Regions from separate parts of the Homo sapiens genome. Here region 2 is linked to region 1. Evidence: chromatin contacts called from ENCODE Hi-C or POLR2A ChIA-PET data. All regions are on one chromosome and are shown on one strand. Each heading gives the region's core, a stretch centred on a gene start or an enhancer-like site at or near the end of the contact. The rest is flanking DNA. Distances are from core to core; before and after follow the strand shown. Region 1 holds the start of RERG-AS1 (RERG antisense RNA 1). Region 2 holds the start of MGP (matrix Gla protein).

The links. A loop is a pair of places that touch in the nucleus more often than their neighbours do. ChIA-PET counts read pairs that join two places held with the same protein, here RNA polymerase II (POLR2A). Pooled maps may share reads with other maps.
Region 2: a map of sigmoid colon shows a loop between it and region 1 (2.4-fold over the local background). The contact joins the promoter of MGP here to the promoter of RERG-AS1 in region 1. A Hi-C loop is called at or near these places in 1 of 168 maps with a recorded cell type or tissue (sigmoid colon) and 6 of 50 pooled maps. POLR2A ChIA-PET finds 5 or more read pairs at or near these places in 1 of 52 experiments (OCI-LY7).

What each region holds. Positions count from the first base shown.
Region 1 is chr12:15,148,927-15,153,325 of GRCh38, forward strand. RERG-AS1 (RERG antisense RNA 1) reads left to right here and starts at 2,997. Exons shown (of 3, transcript NR_046559.1): 1 at 2,997-3,144. The region is part of intron 2 of RERG (RAS like estrogen regulated growth inhibitor); the gene reads right to left.
Region 2 is chr12:14,884,519-14,889,014 of GRCh38, forward strand. MGP (matrix Gla protein) reads right to left here and starts at 1,336. Exons shown (of 4, transcript NM_000900.5): 1 at 1,213-1,336. The coding sequence starts at 1,273.

The sequences.
Region 1 (4,399 bases), core at 1,747-4,246:
GGCGCCGTCTCGGCTCACTGCAACCTCCGCCTCCTGGGTTCATGCCATTCTCCTGCCTCAGCCTCCCGAGTAGCTGGGACTACAGGCGCCCGCCACCACGCCCGGCTAATTTTTTGTATTCTTTAGTAGAGACGGGGTTTCACTGTATTAGCAAGGATGGTCTCAATCTCCTGACCTCGTAATCCGCCCGCCTCGGTTTCCCAAAGTGCTGGGATTACAGGCGTGAGCCACCGCGCCCAGCCTGCAGTCCTTTAACTCTTAATGTTCAATATCTAATAGTGACTGAGAAAAACAGGGCTGTGTTTATTTGCTTATTTGTTCTTTCTGAAAAATCAAGACTTTTTCATCTATTTTTTATCACTTCATCTCAGGCTTTCCTTATATAGACTGAATTCTGATACTTAATTCTTAACATATTTTAAAATATTAATAGTAAAATGTATCTTTATATTTAAAGCCAAAAAAATGTATCCACATCTACTATGAACAAAGAAAACACCAGTGCTAGGCACTGGTGGGAGGGGAGGTGGATGATACATGAAAGCACAAGACAGAATTAGTACTCAAGGGCTTTGCAGTTCTGATGGGGAGAAAGATGTTCATTAACAATACTAGTTCATGGCAGAATGTGACCTGTGTTGCATACTGGAGGGGAAAAGTGCTACTTCTATAGAAGAGGGTGGAGACTTTAATGAAAGGAATTCCACTTCCAGTAATTTCTCTCAAAAGATCTATTGGACAAATGCAGAAAGTTACATGCACATAGATGATTCTTAGGTTAATATTTAGCCTATTTGTACTAAATAGCCAACAGCATGATTATGCCAACATGCCAATTCACATGGATACTGGATTTAGAAATGGTAGAAAATAAAATACTTTAAAGAAAAGTTGTTTCTGTTCATAAATGGTGTCTAGGACCAGCCTACAGATCTCCACCATCCTCGTTTCGTGACTATGATAGACATTACTAATCGATCATGTCATACTTTCCTTTGCGCTCTATGGCCTTAGAATCCTTCCTTCCTGAGAGTTACAACCCACTGAGATGAATGCATTTGCATATGCAGGGTATAGACAGTGGTTCTCCTACTATGCTACTTTGGTCTGTGAACCCCCCTGAAGGCTACTGGGGGAAAGGACGGGGAGGGAGAGTAGGTACAAGGCCAAGACTGCTCACTTTTGGACCACAGCTATGATATTAGAAGGGAGCTTAGTAGTCACCTTTGGATGGGATCTGGTAAAGATGCAGTGATGATATCTCAGGAGTTTTTCATTTGGGAATATTTACACAGTGTAAACTGTGTAATATGCATTTTTATATATTAAATATATTTTATACTTCAATACAAATTAAACAAACAAGCAAAATAATAGCTAACCTATCAGAGCCAAAACAAGATGGCGAGCTGAAACTTTATAGACCGTCAAATGTAGGCTCATATCTAGGCTCAACATTGTAACTTGCCGTGTGATTTGGGCAAGTCATTGGAGCTCTCTGTTTCATTTTCATTACCTGAAACAGGGATAAAGAATATCTAACTCATAGGATTGTTATGAGGAGTAAATGGCGTAATAAGGAACTTAGTATCATGTCTAATATATCATCGTAATATGTTAACAATGATAACTAACATTTATGTTCCCAGATCTGTTCTAGGGACTTAGTTTTCTCCAAAAAACCTTGTGTGGCAGGGCCTTTATTTTACAAAGAAGGAGACTGAAGCAGAGACTTTAATTACTCATCCAAGATCTCTCAGCTATTAGGTGGAAAAGCCAGAATTGGAATTCAAACAGGCTGCATATTAATCGCTGCATTCTCTTGTGTAATGAGGACCTGTTAAACAACAGTTATTACTATTACAAGAATAAATCCTGGCAGAGATGTGGGAGGTTATAGGGAAGAATTGAGTGTGGGCTGAACTGCTGTTCACCAGGAGGCAAAGGGCAACTCTAGGGTTAGGCTTTGAAATTCTGTGCTAAATAAATGGCTGCTATTATTATTATGCAATCTCCATACCTAATTTGAGACAGAAAATGAAAGTACATAATACATGCAATATTGTTATTGTACTTTATAAATACAGAAAACAGCTTGTGGAAACTTAATGCCATGCTCCCCTTTGGTCCACTACAGCCTGTTTCTAAAATCTACCCCAGGGGAGCATTCTACCTCCGTAGGCTACATCCAAAATCAGTCTTGGTTTTGTTGTGACTATGGGTGATTTTTTTCCTCTGTATTTTCTACGTTTTCTATAATGAACACACTTAATCTTAGAGTGGAAAACTGACTTTGAAAATAAAACAAAGCAAAAACAAAAACCAATCTCGGTAAGTCAATAAGAACCACATGTCTTTTAAATGGAAAACATGCCTATTTCTCCTTTGTTTCTTAGAAGCAGCTTGCCAGATACACAGTCCACAGCTTTGAACCATTTACATAAACATACCCAAGCCAAGTGTTTCCACGCAACAGCCAAATTGCACCCATATTAGCAATTTAATGACTTTGAAAGTAATAAGTGGTAGAAACTGATATTCACTTTGCTGGAATTCACCTTAGATATTCCTTACAAACCACAATCCAGTGGCATTTGTTGTAGATTGTAGATGTAGATATTCAAGAAACTTTGAAAGAAAACACTATTCATCTTGAGATGGGGGGAAAAATGCTAAGTGGTAACAAAAGGTAGAAATCTTTCAGGTGAAATGTAATGTCCAGGAACTGAATGGTAGTGGATCATAGTAAATCATCCACCAGAGGGCACTGCCAGAATATACAAAGTTTTCTTGGAAAAGATTGGACACCCCCTAACTCTAAGCAAAGAGAACTAATATGGTTAGGTTAACAGAATTCCACTTTTATTATGCTTCCTTTTCCTTTATAAATCAGGTCAGTCTTTTCCTCCTGATGAAGGAATTCATGAACTGCATGCTACCCTTACTGTTATGACTTCTAAAACTGCTGCAACCATTTGATTGGAAAAGTATTTTACAATAAATGCTGCGTTCCATGTGCTAAGTACTGAAGTTATTACCATGACAACAAGACCACCTTCTTGCCTACAGTTCGGAGATTAATAAAGGGCTCCTGAGATAACCACAAGGCACATGAAATAACCCAGGAACTATAAATTGCAAAAGGTAAATGCTGTTTTGTTTTGCACTTAAAGTACCATTGCTGTTCAGTGAAGGGAATATTGCCCACAGATGTTTTGGAAAGCCATCTGAGGAAGGCACAGAAGGTTGTACAAATAGAATAGGCAGAAAGGAAAGCAGAACACAGCATTAGCAAAGTCATAGGAGTCAAAATTTCATTGCTAAGGAAAACTAGTGCTTTTCATTTCATATTTCTGGCTGTCCTACTGACTTGGAATGCTTCAAATGCACCAATTCACCTGCCTTAGATATGGACTGATACTTCAGTCCCATCTGCTGTAATAGGTGAGCTTTTCATATTTTCTGAAGCTATTATCCATAGTGTTTCCCCTCTAATTTCAAAAGCCTAGAGAGAAACAATATGGAAAAAACTCTTGTTTTGGACAGAGAAGGCTCTGAAGCAAGCCACCTCCTAGAGATGGAGAGCTTCATTTTGTCCTGCCTGAGCCAAGATAGGACACAGTAGGAGTTTGCTGCAAGAACACAGAACACATCAGGTTTTCATGTAGCAGTGCCCTAAGAAGGAAACTGGACAAGGATAACTTGAATTGAGGAAACCAGTCCAGCTGGAGCACCACCCTGTGGTTTCGCATGGACTAGGAATAGAAATTTGCTCTGAAGAAATGTATTTTTAAAAGTTAACCTTCACATGGTATTTGAAGTTTCATAGAACTTTTTTGGATTGGAACCAGATCTAGCATGCATGTTCTTAGGTATTAAAGCCTAATATTATTATATTACTCTTTGAAAAAAATGAATTCTTTCATCATAGTAATTTTCTTAAAATATAACACTGCTTTTTACTTATATTAAATTCTCTACTGTTTCTGATGTTATGCTACTTAGGAAAATGCCATTTTCTTGTTAAATTAATATGTGCAGACAAGTATTTACTTACCACACATGAACATGAGCCCCTTATAAGTCATCACTCCTAATATTTATGGTCTAAGAATGAGGTAGTTCGGGTGAGTCACATATTTACACTTAGCAGAGAGATTAAGAAAAAAATTCGCACCACAATTTCCCTTAAGTAATGGAAAAAATGTGACTTGTTACACATTTGTTTTCTGGGTCAGTGTTTTTCCAGCTTTTCCATAGAGTCTTAAGGTCATCCAAGGTTTCTTTAGGTTTTCCTAAAAGAAAGAACTGGGGAGTTGTGATGGGTGCTTGATTTTAAATGTGATAACAATTATCTGCGACTTTTAGAGAACACAGCTAACCATTGTGAAGATTACTG
Region 2 (4,496 bases), core at 86-2,585, 270 kb before region 1:
AATTTCCCAAGGGCTATGACGTCTTCAGACAAGCAAAATAAGACACTTTAAGTGCTGTACAGAAGTCTCCAGAGAACCTTCTTCTCTGATTTATTCAGAGCCTGTTTGAGAACAGGGTCAAAGAGGATTAAGAAGGATCCAGAAGACAGCCAGGTTTCTCCAGGCAAGAGAACTACAGGGCAGTTGCTCTGCTGGGCTTACTAGGGCAGGTTTCTAAGAGGGTTCCGAAAGCCTCTTAAGAACCTGTGTTAAATTGGCAGCCACAGAAACCACTAGCTCCAGCTGACAGCTCACCCTGGGCACGATGCCAGTTCAGAGAGAGAACTGAAACGATATCAAAGCCGAAGTTTTCTTCTTTCTGCCACTCTCCTGAGCACAGCAGATAAATTTTGGAATAAGAAGCTTCTATTAATATTTGCCAGCAAGTGAATTTTCTTCAAAACTTAAAAAGGAGGTGAAGAAATCAAATCCTCTAATACAGAAAATTTGTGAATACAAGAGTGAGAAGCATAATCTTTATGGTTGTTAATGTAATTTAAATTTTAAAACAATGAAAATATCTAGGTAATTGAAACAAAAGACTGAAATAAGTAAATAACTTTGCTTCAGATTTCCTTTTATAAGCTTTGAACAAATGCAGGTATATTTAATGACATATAGAAAACAGGCAAAATTTATTTTCTGACAACAGGAGTTATGAAAATGATTCTTTTCTAAAATTCTTTTGATGTAAAACTTTATTTTAAAATTAATTAACTGAACAAACATAGTAAGTTCATGAGATTGTCCAGTCCCTAGAAAGGGCTATACTTAATACTTCACATAAAAATGGATTTTCTCAAAGGCAAGTGGTTTAAACAATACCCTTAACCCATTGATACCAAAGTCTAAATAAATATCCTTAAAAATGAGGATGCAGGGGGCTGGGAATTTGGTATCTTCTTTCTGAAATATGAGTTTCTAGATATACAGAGACTTACCACTGAACGGGTTTGCCTGTTAAGTTGCATAAGACTCTGGATATTTAGGATATAAAAAAGACTTAATAGAACAGATCAGTTTCTGCGGAGACTGGGAAATGTGAAAGTAATGGTACTTTAAGATTATAACAGAGAAAGGGGGAAGAAGAGGAGGAGGGAGAGGAAAAATAGAAGTAAGCCAAAGTCAGAGGCAGAAAAGTAAACACAGAGAAATGGGAGAAAAGTTTCTCACCATAACACAAAGTTACTACCGCTAAGGCGGCCAGGATGGCAAGAAGGATCAGGCTCTTCATGGTTTCGTCCTGCAGGTCAGTCTCAGGGTCTTGTGTAGCAGCAGTAGGGAGAGAGGCTCCTACGGGATGTTAGTGGAAGGCTGTGAGGTTTTTATAAGAACCAGAGCAGTTGAGAGGGGAGGAACCAGTGGGAGAGAGCTGGAGAAGGTGGGGAAGGGTTGGCACTGAACTAGCATTGGAACTTTTCCCAAACAGTCATTCCTTCCAGATATTATCTACTCTGAGTGGGCAGTTTTCCCTAACTGCTGGACCTGACTGTGTTACACAGGATGCTGCTCTGGTGCAGAAGTTTTGGCCATCGTATGCTTGGGGACAGACCTGGGCAAAAGCCCACAGAGGAAGTTGCCACAAACACATGATCTACCCTCCTGGCCCTGACCGCAGGGCTTTTGGGTTTGGTCCACAGACAGAGCCCTAGTGTTCTGTTTGTTACCCTGATTGATTGATGAGAGGTTTTGGGGGAGAAAGGACTTCACTTTCTTTTCTTTTCTTCTTTTTAACCTTTGCCTCTTCTTCTAGGAGAACTTCGCTTTCTACACTGATTATAATTTAGACATCTTCCCAGTAGGGCTGAATCCTAGACCAATCTATCAATCCCAGACTAATCAGGCATTTGCCTGGGGATATGCATCTTTGGCATTTTTCCAAGGGTTCATCAGGATGGAGATATCCGGTGCACCATGAGTTCTGTTTCCTTAATCAACACCGTTGTAACTTGCCCATCCAGTTTTGTGACATTAATTCAAACCTGTGCCCTAGTCCTCTTTTAGGCAGCGTATCAGTGCTGGAAAGTGCAGCAAGGATAAGAGGGTACTGTTCTCTCATTTCTGAGGGCGTTGTCTCGATAATTAACTAACTTGATAGACTTTTTAGTGAGTGGCAGGTGAGATGCAAGGTACTGTGCTAGGTGCTGTGGGGGATGTACAGACAAACAACACACCTCCCTAAGGAGGTAAGTAATAGCTACTTACTATTCACTTTGCTCTTTCACTGTAATGTATCCTCAAGCACAGGTTTTCACTACACCATCAGGCCCAGAAGTACTAGCTTATTTTCCACAGGAGGATTTCAGTTTGATGCCTCTGGTTATCTTGTATAGAGAGGTCTTTTCTTTCTTTCTTTTTTTCCCCCTTCTTTTGCAATCACAAAATCTGTCCTACCAGATGTGCCTCTCTTGCTTGGGAACCCAATAGTTTTCTTTGCAGACAACAGACTTGAAGTCACAGAGCAGCAGATTGTAGAAGAGCTACAGCTTCGGGACCTCTGACTCTTGAGCTGGAACAGCAATAGGGCTGGGTTGGGGGTGGGGTGGATGTGTCTTTCAATACTGATGTATTTCAAGGAGCAGTGATGAACTAGGTGGAGCCTCATGCTTCATTCTTTTTGTCTTGTTGGGATGGAGTTTCCCTCCCACCCTCCATCCTGTGAAGAGCTTTTATAAATATTAACAGAGTCCCCATTAAAAGAAATAGCTCCTTTGAAATCTGAAAGATTGAGTTCTGAGGGATCAATAAAATTCAAGTTTTCTCTCCAAAACCTAAGAAATAGATTATCTGTGCGAAAATCTTAAAGAAAATCTCAGAAAGAAGACCGTGTATGTTCATCCTTGATAAATTCAACCATCACAATTTCCACTAATGAGACTGGCGGTTGTTCCACTCTTTAAACCACAACCTACTATGAGTGTTAGTTTCAGTGTCCATCTTGGAAGATGAATCATCTGAATCATTACATGATCAATGAATAATTTAAAGTGCGAAAGCCAGTTCACTATATTGCATGACTTTGGGGGGACAAGCTAGCCATAGATAAAAGTTTTATACGTACTTAGCTTAGTAATTAACCACCAATTAATATAACATCAAACAAGTTGAATTCCAATGTTTCACCCTTAAAATGAGTAGTCTACTCTCCCCATCCCCACTCCATCTCCAGAATTAAAGAGAAATCTTCCCATTTTCCTGCTATAAATATGTGCTTTGCAATGTACATTAGCTCTGTCTTTTCCAGCCAAGTCATAGATGTCTCCTTTATCCCCAAGTTCAAATGACAACTATAATCTTTCAACCTCTGACATCACAATTGTTTTTTTATTTTTACACTCCCAGAAACTAAACTTGAAAATCCTACACTTCTCATTTCAACTTAAGGTTCACCTTTTGTTCACCTTAAATCACTGCTTCCACTGGATTCCCTAAACTTAAGCATTTCTCTTTATCGTCTTGGTTTTTGTAAGGCTAACTTTCTTTTGGGAGCTGTGTCTCTTCGGTCCCTCATCTGCCTTTCCTGTCCATTGCTCTCCCATCTATTTCTGGTTCTTCTCTGCAAAATCCCATTTATATATGATATGTAAAAATTATTAACATGTCTGAGAATCCAGAGCTCTTCTTTTTCTCCTCTGTCACCTTACTCCCCATTTCAAAGACAACTTTGTGAATGCCAACTCCAGTCATATGTTTTTATGATGAGGACTTGGACTAACGCATGAAGCAGGGATGGGAGCTTTGCATTAGAAAGGACCAAGATTGACTCATCTGAGAGAAGACAGAAGAAAAGAATGGAAGTAGGAAAAAAAAAAAAACGGAGAAGGGGAAATGAGAAGAGCCTTACCAATTTGGTTTGCTGGGTGAGTTTTAGGTAGAGACTGAGTGACAGAGAAAAACGGAGGCAGTTGTAGAAGGTGAGACATATTAAAAGCGAGACATGGGAACAGAGAAATAAAAGTTGCTTTGGTTAGGAATAGCATTGTTTGAGATTGCAGAATACTGTCTGAAAATTTTCAGAAAATATTGAAATTTGAACAAATTAATTTTGCCAGCTAGTTTGCATTTTCTTAATTGGGATATCTTGTCAAGACGAGACCACATGAAACTCTAAATTCTAATTAGATTTTAGATAATTATGAAAGACACTTATATAGACATTTTCCCTTAACAAAAAAGAAGTGTTATTCAGAGGAGAGAATATTTGAAGAAACTCCCAGAAGTGATAACAGAAATATGAGACAGTGATATGATTGCCAGTTTTTAAACATGTGTAGGATTCTCCTCATGTGAGGTTGGCAACGTAGGAACTGAAGCAAGAGAAGCCATGGAGTAATACAGATCTCCTATTCCACCTACTCTCAGGCAGAAAAGAGAAGAATGACCATGCCTGTCAGGGCCAGAAGGAGCTTCATGATTTCATAATTCTCCCATCCATCCATCCATCCATCCAGCCAGCC